Linked DNA regions of Homo sapiens: region 2 is linked to region 1. Evidence: read pairs that join two places in POLR2A ChIA-PET (ENCODE). Cell type or tissue: A673. All regions are shown on one strand. Links, peaks and the distances in the headings refer to the core of each region. The heading gives the core; the rest is flanking DNA.

Evidence for each region. ChIA-PET counts read pairs that join two places held together with the same protein. Peaks named below come from ENCODE experiments on the same cell type or tissue, not always from the same donor. Only the 100,000 strongest peaks of a DNase experiment are listed, where the experiment ranks them.
Region 2: POLR2A ChIA-PET joins it to region 1 with 6 read pairs; 3 of 35 experiments call an interaction of 5 or more read pairs at or near these places.

What each region holds. Positions count from the first base shown.
Region 1 is chr22:45,380,077-45,386,132 of GRCh38, reverse strand. It overlaps SMC1B (structural maintenance of chromosomes 1B), which reads left to right. Exons shown (of 25, transcript NM_148674.5): 12 at 2,520-2,666. Among named protein-coding and RNA genes, the nearest start is that of SMC1B, 30 kb to the left of the region's middle. In A673, for the core only: no CTCF peak of the experiment used is centred there; no DNase peak of the experiment used is centred there.
Region 2 is chr22:45,530,304-45,535,331 of GRCh38, reverse strand. FBLN1 (fibulin 1) reads right to left here. Exons shown (of 17, transcript NM_006486.3): 5 at 4,008-4,067; 6 at 2,168-2,269; 7 at 1,434-1,571; 8 at 1-132. Among named protein-coding and RNA genes, the nearest start is that of FBLN1, 30 kb to the right of the region's middle. In A673, for the core only: no CTCF peak of the experiment used is centred there; no DNase peak of the experiment used is centred there; H3K27ac peaks cover 1,395 bases.

The sequences.
Region 1 (6,056 bases), core at 905-4,904:
GTTTTAGTTTTCTCATCTAAAATTGGGGAAATAATATTACCTATTTTATAGGGTTATGAGAATTAAATTAAGTAATAACATGAAAAATGCTATTATAGTGCCTGGCAAATAGCTCTCAAAAACTGGTAGTAATTTTATTACCTACTAGTCAATTAACACACTTAATCTGGAATGTCCAGAATTGCAAATTAACAAAAAGCAGGCACTTCTTAATGAGACATGAAGATTTCCAGTGTTAAATTTATTGACTTATCTAACATGATTAATTTTTCATACATTTTGGTGTTTCTGATCAATAATCTTAAGCATAATGTGATCACTGTCATTGAGTTCTACATGTTAAATTTAAGCTAGGGTAGTAAGTTATTAAGTGTTTTTCTTATTTTTCTGCCTAATTAACTGCACTAACATTGACTTTTGTATATTTGTATATTTTATAGAATTGATATTTGAAGATTTGTATAGTCAAATTAAAGAAGTCACATGAAGATATGATTGCTTATTCCTTCATATAACAAATATTTATGGTTTCTATCTTGTTCACAGTAACATCTTTACCCCTTCAGATTGTATCTTATTTTTATCAGTATTTCAAAATTTTAATCAGATGTATCTTATTTGTATCTTAATTATATCTCAGGAACTTTGAAAGAATTTTCTCTGTGTTTTAGATTGGGTCAAACAATTGGATAGATGTCACATTTTCACAGAAATCATCTGGTGAATCATCTGCAATTTGTGCTTTTGGTTTTCTATATACTTGATACCATGTTATAGAATTTTCTTTAGTCAAACATTGCAAGTAGTATTAAATATTTTGGTTTACTTGTTTACTTATAAACTATAGTATGTATAAACTACATACAGTATCTGTAAACTACAAATATGGATTACATCAATTCTGCTAGCTATAGTTTGGGCACCATATTTTAGTGATAACTCAGTTTTTACATATTTAAAAAATTTATGTACCAAAATTTAAAAATCCTGAATCTCTTTACATACATGTAATTATTCTATCTGTTCCACTTAACCAGAGATACAATTATTTATTTTCTTCTCCTATAGACTGGTTGGTTGTTACTCTAAAACATATATATTATAAAAAGATCTATTTATACTGTGCCCTTTTAATATGGTGAAGCAAAAAACAGACCCAGAAAAATGTCAGTAAGTAGCTGGAAAATTTGTGAAAAGATTATTTTTTCCAAAATTGCACATATTAAACAATAATGAATAAAGTGCAGGGTACCACTTTGCTGGTTACCACCTGGAATAAAATATAGTTAATCTAAAACTCTTCCTTGTATCAGGATAAATTCCAGATGAATTAGAAATATTAATTTAAAAAGTAAAACCATAAAATTTCTAAGAGAAACCATGGGAAATTTTTTCTTTTCTTTTTTTTTTTTTGAAATGGAGTCTTGCTCTGTCACCCAGGCTGGAGTGCAGTGGTGTGATCTCTGCTTACTGCAACCTCTGCCTCCCAGGTTCAAGCGATTCTCGTGCCTCAGCCTCCTGAGCAGCTGGGATTACAGGTGCCCACCACCACGCCTGGCTAATTTTTTTATTTTCAGTAGAGATGAGGTTTCACCATGTTGGCCAGGCTCGTCTCAAACTCCTGACCTCAAGTGATCTGCCTCCCAAAGTGCCAGGGTTACAGGCATGAGCCACCACTCCTGGCCTGGGAAATTTTTTCTTAATCTCAGAGACAGGAAGCCTTTTCCAATATGACAAAAAACCCGAAAGCTATAAAAGATGAATGAATTCACCTAATAAAGAGTTTCTGCATGGCAAAGACTACCATAAGAAAAATCAAAAGAAAAATGGCAAACTGGGGAAAATATTTGTAGCTCATAGTAAAGAGCAGATGTTCTTACAAATCACTATGGAAAAGAACAATAATATAGTGGGAAAATGGGCAAGGATATGAACAAACTTGTTTTCATAAGAGGAAATATAATAATTCTTAAACATGAAAATGCAACCTCACTCATATGGGAAATACCCATTAAAATTACACTGAGGTACTATTTTCACCTGTCAGATTGACCAACATCAAAATGTTTAGTAACACTTTATGGGGAAAGAGATTCTTCTGTTCACTGCTGTGGGAACCTAAATTTATACCAGTTCTGTGAAGGGCAGTTATCTCACTTGTACATTTGAGGAACTTAGCATGTAGATTAGCTTACATGTATATGAAATGATATGTGTACAAGCTTTTTTCACTGAACCATTGTGTATAATAGGAAAAATTGGAACCAACCCGGATATTGATATAAGACTAAATCAATAATTTATTGCCTAGAATTGCTTTGGGCCTTAGTAAAATGGGTTTTATATTTGTGGTTTGTTTATTGTTTGGGGTCTCTTCATAAACTAGATATTTTATTAGTAAAGTTCAGTAAGTGGCTTTTCTCATATGTTTTATTCTTAGCTTTAAAAATTGACACATTGTGTCTTTATTTGTATCTTTATGTACATTTCTCCAGGGCAAAATATTTTTACTTTTACAGACAGTAGCTCTTGATGGAACATTATTTTTAAAATCTGGAGTGATCTCTGGAGGGTCAAGTGACTTAAAATACAAGGCTAGATGCTGGGATGAGAAAGAGTTAAAGAATCTAAGAGACAGACGAAGCCAGAAAATCCAAGAGCTAAAGGTAAATCCATGTCATAAAAGTTGTAATATACTAAGTAGAATAATTGTGTTTTTAAACTAGGTGGGTTTTTTATAATAACAGTGCCAATTCTATAGTTTAAGAGTTCAAATAATGCAGAATGAAATAAAAATAAAAAATAAAAATCTTTCCCTTACTCTCTTCCTTATATCTCAGAGTTATTTACTAAACACAGTTTGATACACAGCTTCCAGAAATTTTCTTTGTGTGTGCAAGTGTATGTATTATTTTTCCTATTTTCTTTGTTTTATGATAGACTGTTGCTATAAATAGTGTTTGCAGCAAGTTTTTTGTTTGTTTTTTGTTTTTTTTTTTGAGACAGAGTTTCGCTCTTGTTGCCCAGGCTGGAGTGCCATGGTGCGATCTTGGCTCACCACAACCTCCGCCTCCTGGGTTCAAGTGATTCTCCTGCCTCAGCCTCCTGAGTAGCTGGGATTACAGGCATGTGCCACCATGCCCAGCTAATTTTGTATTTTTAGTAGAGACGGGGTTTCTCCATGTTGGTCAGGCTGGTCTTGAACTCCTGACCTCAGTTGATCCGCCTGCCTTGGCCTCCCAAAGTGCTGGGATTACAGTTGTGAGCCACTGTGCCCGGCCTGATAGGCATTTCTTAAAGTATAACTGAGGTTGGGCATTTCCTCATGAATTTAATGGTCCTCTGTAATTTTTCCTTCTGTGAACTGCTTATTTTCTCTGCACATTTTTCTAGTACATTGTTTCTTATTTCATTACTATTTTAAGAATTATTTGTATTAAGTAAATTAGTTCTTAGTCATATGTATTGTAAACATTTTTTCATTTGATTTTTAGTCAGCTTCAGGTGGAATATAATTTATATACAATAGCAGTCACCCATTGTAAGTATAATTTAGTAACTTTTGACAAATGTATGTAGTCACGTAACCATCACTGCACTCATGACATAGAACATTTTCTTCACCCCGCAGAATTCCTTTGGGTTCCTTTTACTCAGTCCCCTCTTCTGGACCCCTTGGGGCCTCACAACCCAATCTACTTTCTGTCATTATAGTTTTTCCTCTTCTAGACTTTCATATAAATGGATTCATACAGTCAGTAGTCTTTTGTGTTATGTTTTCTTCACTTAGCTTAGTATTTTTGAGATTCATGTTGTATGTATCAAAAGTTTATTCCTTTTTAATTGCTGAGTATTTCTTTCACATTGACTTTGTTCTTTTTGTCATACATGCATTTTTAATCTTTATGTAGCCAAATTTAATCTTTTATAACTTCTGGATTTTAGGATGTGTTATGCTTAGAAAGACCAAATTCTTTCTGAAGATCACAAAAGAAGTTCAATAATGCTTCCTTCTAGTGCTTTTGTGTTTTTAACATTTATATTTTTTATTCATCTGGAATTTATTTTGATGACTGGGGATCCAGCTTTATTTTTACCAACTGACTTACCATTTTACAAAAGTATCATTTGTTGAATATTGTAATTCCCTCATTTATTGAAGCCAAATTTTACAGATGCTAAATCAATATAGAATGCTTTCAGATTATTTATTTATTGTTTCTATTTAGTTTTCTTCCTTGGTTGATTCAAGCATATATTTTGGCAAGGTTACTTGACTAATTTTCATCTTTTTCTGAAGCATAAGACTACATTTTATGTTTTAATCTAAGGTATAGGAATATTCAGCTTTTAAAGATTTTAACAAATTTAGGCCTAGGCACAGAAAAAGTTCTGGGAAGATGCCAACTTAAAGCAAATCTTGCTTCCCATCCATGTCCATGCTAAGGTTCCATCTGTGTGTCACAACCTGAACCAGGTGGCAGCTAGGAGGGAATGATGTCTTGGGTTCTGAGGGAGGCTGCTGGGAAAAGCTGATATAGGGCTTCGTCTCTTTTGATGTGAAAAGTGCTTGGGTAAGAATCAGGACATAGTGGAATCTGGGGGTAAGTTAAACATTTGTCCCATGTGAAGATGCCTGGTCTTGAACCCCACGAAGCTAAATATTAGCTTAGCAGGAAGTTTGTGGCCTCCCTATTCCTGAGTTTGGAAGAGTCCAGGGATACCAGAGAGGTATCTTTTCTTCTGCCTCAGGGTGGTCTCTGTCTCAGGGTGGTACTGACAGTCTTCTCTTGTAATTACTGACCCTCAGGTATAGAAAATCCTTGTGGGGTGCTGTGATTTAGGGTACTTTAATACTCAGACATGATCCTCAGTGGGCAAAGAAATACATAAACGTATCTGAGGTGTTCTAGGAGCCAGGCAATAACTTGAACAAAAAAAGTAATGGAGCATTAAGGAAATTTAGTATAGTGTCATCCTTCCCCTGCCAATCCCCAGCGCACAAAAAGATTTCCTAGGACTAAAAAACGTACTTCTGGCCAGGCATGGTAGCTCACGCCTGTAATCCCAGCATTTTGGGAGGCCAAGGCGGGTGGATCACCTGAGGTCAGGAGTTCGAGACCAGCCTGGCCAACAGGATGAAACTCCATCTCACAAAAAAAAAAAAAAAAAGTACTTCTTTTATTGTTTGTTTGTTTGTTTTTTAAAGAGACAGTTCTTGCTCCATCACCCAGGCTAGAGGGCAGTGGTGCCATCATAGCTCAGTGTAACCTTGAACTCCTGGGTTCAAGGGATCCTTCTACCTCAGCCACCCAAGTAGCTGGGACTACAGGGGTGTACCACCAGGCCCTGCTAATTTTTTTTTATTTTAATTTTTTGTAGCGACAGGGCCTTGTTATATTGACCAGGCTGGTCTTGAACTCCTGGCCTTAAGCAGTCCTTCCACTTTGGCTTCCCAAAGTGCTGGAATTATAGGTATAAGCCACCACCTCTGGCCAAAAACATATTTCTTAACTGTAAAATGTAGTAGATGAATTGAAGGAAAGCATGTCATTGCTGAGAACCAAATTTGTAACCTGGCAGACTAAGTGGAAGAAGCTTCTCAATTAGGGTAATAAAATTACAAATATGAAGTAGGAGGAAAATAGAGACTTAGTAGATAGACTCAGGAAACTTGATGTGAGACTAATAAATTCTTGAAAGGAGGAAAAGAACATAGAGAAGGAGAAAATTAAAAACAAGAAAATTTCTCTAAGGATCAACTTTAATTGACCAGTTGAAAGGACACACAGAGTTTCACGTACGTTTGGTGGGAAAGGGCCCACAATAACACACATCTGGGTGTAACTCCTTAACCTATAGGTTATAGAAGCAATGCTAAGCTACCTGCCCTTCAAGAAAAATTCCTTATACGTTTAAACAAAAAAAAGGCTCGTATCAGACTGCAAAACTGGATGGGACTATGGAATAATAGCTAAAAGGAAGAGGACTACAACCAAGATATTATTTACCTTTCGAGGATCTGCCAATAAGCAAATTCAGATTGTCATCCACGT
Region 2 (5,028 bases), core at 1-4,000, 150 kb before region 1:
AGTTGCCTAGAGCATCTTGTATAAAGCCACTCTTGCACTGTAGCTTGGGTCGGCAGCGGAAGGATCCCAGAGTATTCTGACAGATAAAATCGGGGAGGCAGTTATGAATACCACTCTCACACTCGTCAATATCTGGTACATCATAAAAAAAGGAAATTGTTAGCAAGAGTCCTGCCAGAAGCATCTTACAACACTTTAAAATCACAAGAAAGCTTTTTTCTAATGCGCATTACTCAGACTATAACCCAAAACATTCTAATAGAGAAATCATACACAAAAAAGACTTCACTGAGCCAAATCGTGCTCCAGTTGCTAAAGACTTAAAAAGCTGACTTTTTTTCCCAAGGCTCTTATGAGGCAAACTGTCTGTTATAATAAATCACCCTGGCATTTTCCTGGCAGGTATATATATATTAGTATTCATTCAGGCTAAGTGTATGTTTAGTTTAGATCATAAAGCAATTATCTTAGTGGCAACAAACACAGTCTCTATAAACATATCCATTCTGAAGTCTTCACAATAATCCAGATATTAACAAGGGTTACAGTCATGATGGGATGTGATGGGCTGCCCTTCCCTTGAAGTTCATGGCTGTCAAATGGTCAAATGTGTATACTCAGCTGGCTTGGCCACTGGGCTCTAGGGGTCCAAACCACCCAGCTGGTGTGTGGGGGTGGGGAGGACAGAATTTGCTCTGTGGCCCTCAGATGTCAGAAGGGGTGTGCCATGCTTTGAAGTCACTCTCATGATACAGTGAGTGACATTTTTACACAAGTGGATTTGTCCTTCTGAAAGGCTTGAAACCCTCTGCAAAACTGTGTTCTAAACGATCCTCATCAGAGCCTCCCCATCTGCCAAATAACACCTAAGGCTTGGCGGGGAAAGGCTGGCAGCCAGAAATGCCATGTGTTTATGCAGTGGAAGGGGATATGCTTTGAACTTCAAGGAAGCCTGGATTTGGATGGAAGGCAGCTGTTGTGCAAAAACAGTTGTGGGATTTTTGTTTTTGCTTTTTTTTTTTTTTTTTTTTTTTTTTTTGTAGAAAGTACATGTGAGAACCTGAAATTCATCCCTGGTCTTGATTTTAAATAGTCATGCACTGAGCCTTTTTAGAAACCCAAATCTGCCATCGTTTACTCTGCACCATAAGAACGTAAATCTTTCCTAACAGCTGAACTAGCTGGCACCGGTGCACTACTGTCAACTTTTTCAATGTTCTGAACATTATTGGCAAGCACTTTCACCTTCCATCCCACCTGTCCAGACACCCTGGTGGGTATAACCACCTCCCTCCTGCAGATGAGCAGGCAGTCGCCCAGGCAGCCACAGAGGGCGCAGGACTGCGGGAGCCCAGACCCCAGAGCTGCCCTTCCCACCGCGCCGTATCTACGCCTGGAAGACCAGGTTTGCAGACTCGGAGCGCATGCTGTACCTTTGCAGCTATTGTCCTCTGTGAGCTCATAGCCAGTCCCGCAGCTGCTGTCCCGCTGGCAGCGGAAAGAGCCCACTGTGTTGATGCAGGATTCTCCAAGCCGGCAGCTGTGGCTGCCCGTGATGCATTCATTGACATCTAGGAGAGACCGAGGCAGTGCGGGGGTGACCAGCAAGAACGACCCATCCTAATACATCCTAGAAAGGAATGTGCCAAAGCCACGGTGGAAGTGCTTCCCTGCACCCTCGCAAACTGAGCTCAGGTCCACCATGTGCACATCCGGGCTGTGGACTGCACGGAGTCGAAAGCAGTGATTTCTCTCCCCTGCTAACGTTCATATCTACTGCTTTTTCTGAGACTGTAGTTATGTGGTCCTCAAGAACCCCACGGAGGGGCAGCATCTTCTCCATCTCCCCCATCTCACAGACGCGGGGGCCAGGAGAGGCTGAAGGATGTGCCCAAGGCCACTCAGCAGATCCTGGATCCGGAACCTGGTTAGACCCCAACTCCATCCTCTTTCCCAACCCCAGTGCTTATATTGTCTTGGAGGGAAGTCTCGGCAGGGGCCTCTGCGCTGCAAACTCCAGCGAACACGAGAAAGCGCGTCCTGGGCTGCTCTCCACCCCTGAATGGGGTCTGGGTTGTAGAAGGCAGGCCCTGGTCAGTCCTCCAGCACAGAGCTCCCAAGCACAGTGACCGGCCAGTCCTGCTGGCACCTGGGATAGGGACATTACCTTCACAGGAGACACCATCAGACAGCAGCTGGTAGCCCACGAAGCAGGAGCAGACCACCTCGTCACCCGTGTCTCGGCACTGCTGCTTGCAGGGCCCGCCTCCTGGAAGCACAGCGTGCATGAGCCAGGGATGGACGCACCCAGGCACCGCCTGGTTTCTAGCTCCGTTCAGGCTGGGTCATAGAAAACGCCCTCTGGGCAGACGAACCCAGGAAGGCAGGCTGACCTGGCTGGAGCCCACCTGCTGCCCTACTGGGAGACCCCCAGGCTCTGGCTCTGGACACCCCCCAGGGGCTGCTGCTTCAGGTCCCAACCTCCCCGTCTGGAAAATCAGGTGGTGTGCAGGGTGCCCTTTGTAGGCTGGGGTGGACCTGGAAGGGGCGAAGCAGAGAAGAGCTCACTGCCGGTCACAGACATGGGGGTGTGGGCTCCACGTGGAAGGCCAGGCCCCAACTAGGCCTCATGTACCTGCTCCTCACTGAACTCTCGAGCTGTCCCACTGCTCCAAGCCCACTACCATGGCCTCAGTTCCTGCAGCTGCCCACCTGGCTGTGGCCACAGCCTCCTACCTGGTCTTTCTGCATAGCCCAGAAGCACCCCACAACCTGTTCTTCCTACAGGGTGGCCAGAGTGATGCTCAGAGTGCAAATCTCATCAGGATAAGCCTCAACCAGGGAAAGATTCTACGAGATACACTTCTAACTGCTGCCAGCCTGCCTGCTTCTAGGGCCCCTCTCTCTGGCCCTGTAACCCCACCTCCTTCCCCAGCCCACTGCCTCCCAGTACCCTGCTACAGTGGGTCCGTGCCCTTTACAAGGCTTCAGGTCTCCCTGAGGACCGTTTCAGGGTTATTTTCCCAGCTAATCCCACCTCCTCCTTGCAGACCAGCTCTCCCCTCCCCAGAAAGCTCCTCCCATAGCCCTGAGGCTTGCTGGGGCTCTAGGTCACTCCCTTCCTCCCTCCACCAGGCCCCTGGACAGCGCCCCTGGACCAACTGTCACTGTACACTGACTGCATCATTTAAGAATTAAACTGGCCCCTAATTAACACCCTAACCACAGGGGGAACCACTGAAAGAGCTTGTGAGGCAGATCTGCAGGTCTAGACATGCCAGAATGTTCCATGAAAGAAAAGCAGTTTTATCATATGAAAAACAAACCTGCGAGGCCCTTAGTTAAATGTGCAGACATCTCCCTGTGAGGCAAATGAATATCACCAATGGTGACAGAACCGTGGCTGGGGCTCCAGGGGCACAAAGGCAGGGAACGCTGAGCCCCCTCCTCTCCCCTGAGAGCCTGAGGGAGGCCTCTGTCACCTTCACAAGGCCTGGGGGCTCGGTAACGTGCAGGCTTTCCACACCAGCTCTGGCCCTGGGCCTGGGCCACCCTCCCCAGCAGGGCCTCACCAGGGCCCCTCCTTGGTAAGCCCACCCTTCCCCTCCCCAGCCAGCCCTAGATCTGGAAGGGGAAAGGGAAGGAGGAGCTGGGAGTCCACGACTCCTCAGGGTGGAAGTGGCTCATGGCTGGCTCCCAGCCAAAGGGTACTTTGCAGGGTAAACCAAAGCAAAACCTGGATTCCAACTTCCAGTGAGATCAGCACCGAGATTCCTTGGTTTTGCTTTTTGTTTGTTTGTTTTTTTGTTTTTGAGACGGGGTCCAGCTCTGTTGCCCAGGCTAGAGTGCAAAGGTGCAGTCATAGCTCACTGCAGCCACAACCTCCTGGGCTCAAGGAATCCTCCTGCCTTGGCTTCCCAAAGTACTAGGATTACAGGCCTGAGCCACCTTGCTGGCCCCTTGGGGTTTGTTTAAATACCAACTGATGGGAGACGCCCGAGTCTCACCTCGGCAGCGGTCATTCAGATATGGGTCCTCTTGTTCCTCCTCAACCTCAATGATCTTATCTAAGGGGGAAAAAGACCAAGTCAGACATTTATCCAAACACCCATCTTATCTTAAAAGAAACTCCCAACATTCTCTCTTCTTGTCACTATCAGGCAGTAATGCCCATTTGAACATCTTATATAAACAGCTAAGTATTAACTTTATCCTCTTTAAGCTAGAATTACACTTGAAAATGTATAATTGATATCTGATCAATTATAGGCCAGGCGTGGTGGCGGGCACCTGTAATCCCAGCACTTTGGGAGGCCGAGGCAGGCGGATCACCTGAGGTCAGGAGTTCAAGACCATCCTGGCCAACACGGTGAAATGCTGTCTCTACTAAAAATACAAAAATTAGCCAGGTGTAGCGGCATGCACCTGTAATCTCAGGTACTCAGGAAGTTGAGGCAGGATAATCGCTTGAACTCAGGAGTCGGAGGTTGCAGTGAGTCAAGATCACACCATTGCACTCCAGCCTGGGCAACAAGAGCGAGACTCCGTTTCAAAAAAAAAAGATCAGTTATAACAGAAAGACCACAGACACAAAGGCCTGTAATCATTGACTTCATGCTGGGTGATATTCCCATAGTCCAAATTACTTGACCATCTCAGCAAATGCAGTCACAGCCTTGCTAACAACCAACACACGCCCTCCAAGTCTAAAGCAATGCACGCAGTAAAAACTTGAGTCTCCTGATTGATTCTATCAAATGCTATTATGTGTTTGAAAAGGGTTATTCTCCATTTCTGTACTTATTTGTCGCAGGCCAGCACTGGTCTGGGGACCTTCTGCATGGCCCCCAGGAAACATACAGTGGGTCCATGGCACTGGTAGCAGTGGGAGGAAGGTGCGGCTGTGAAGACAGGAAGCCCTCCCAGAGGAGGGAGCATGCGAGGATAGTCTGGGGCAAGGACTGAAGCAGATAAAAGACGGAGAGATAAAACATCTAACATCTGGAGCTGCAGAAAAGCCCAGAGACT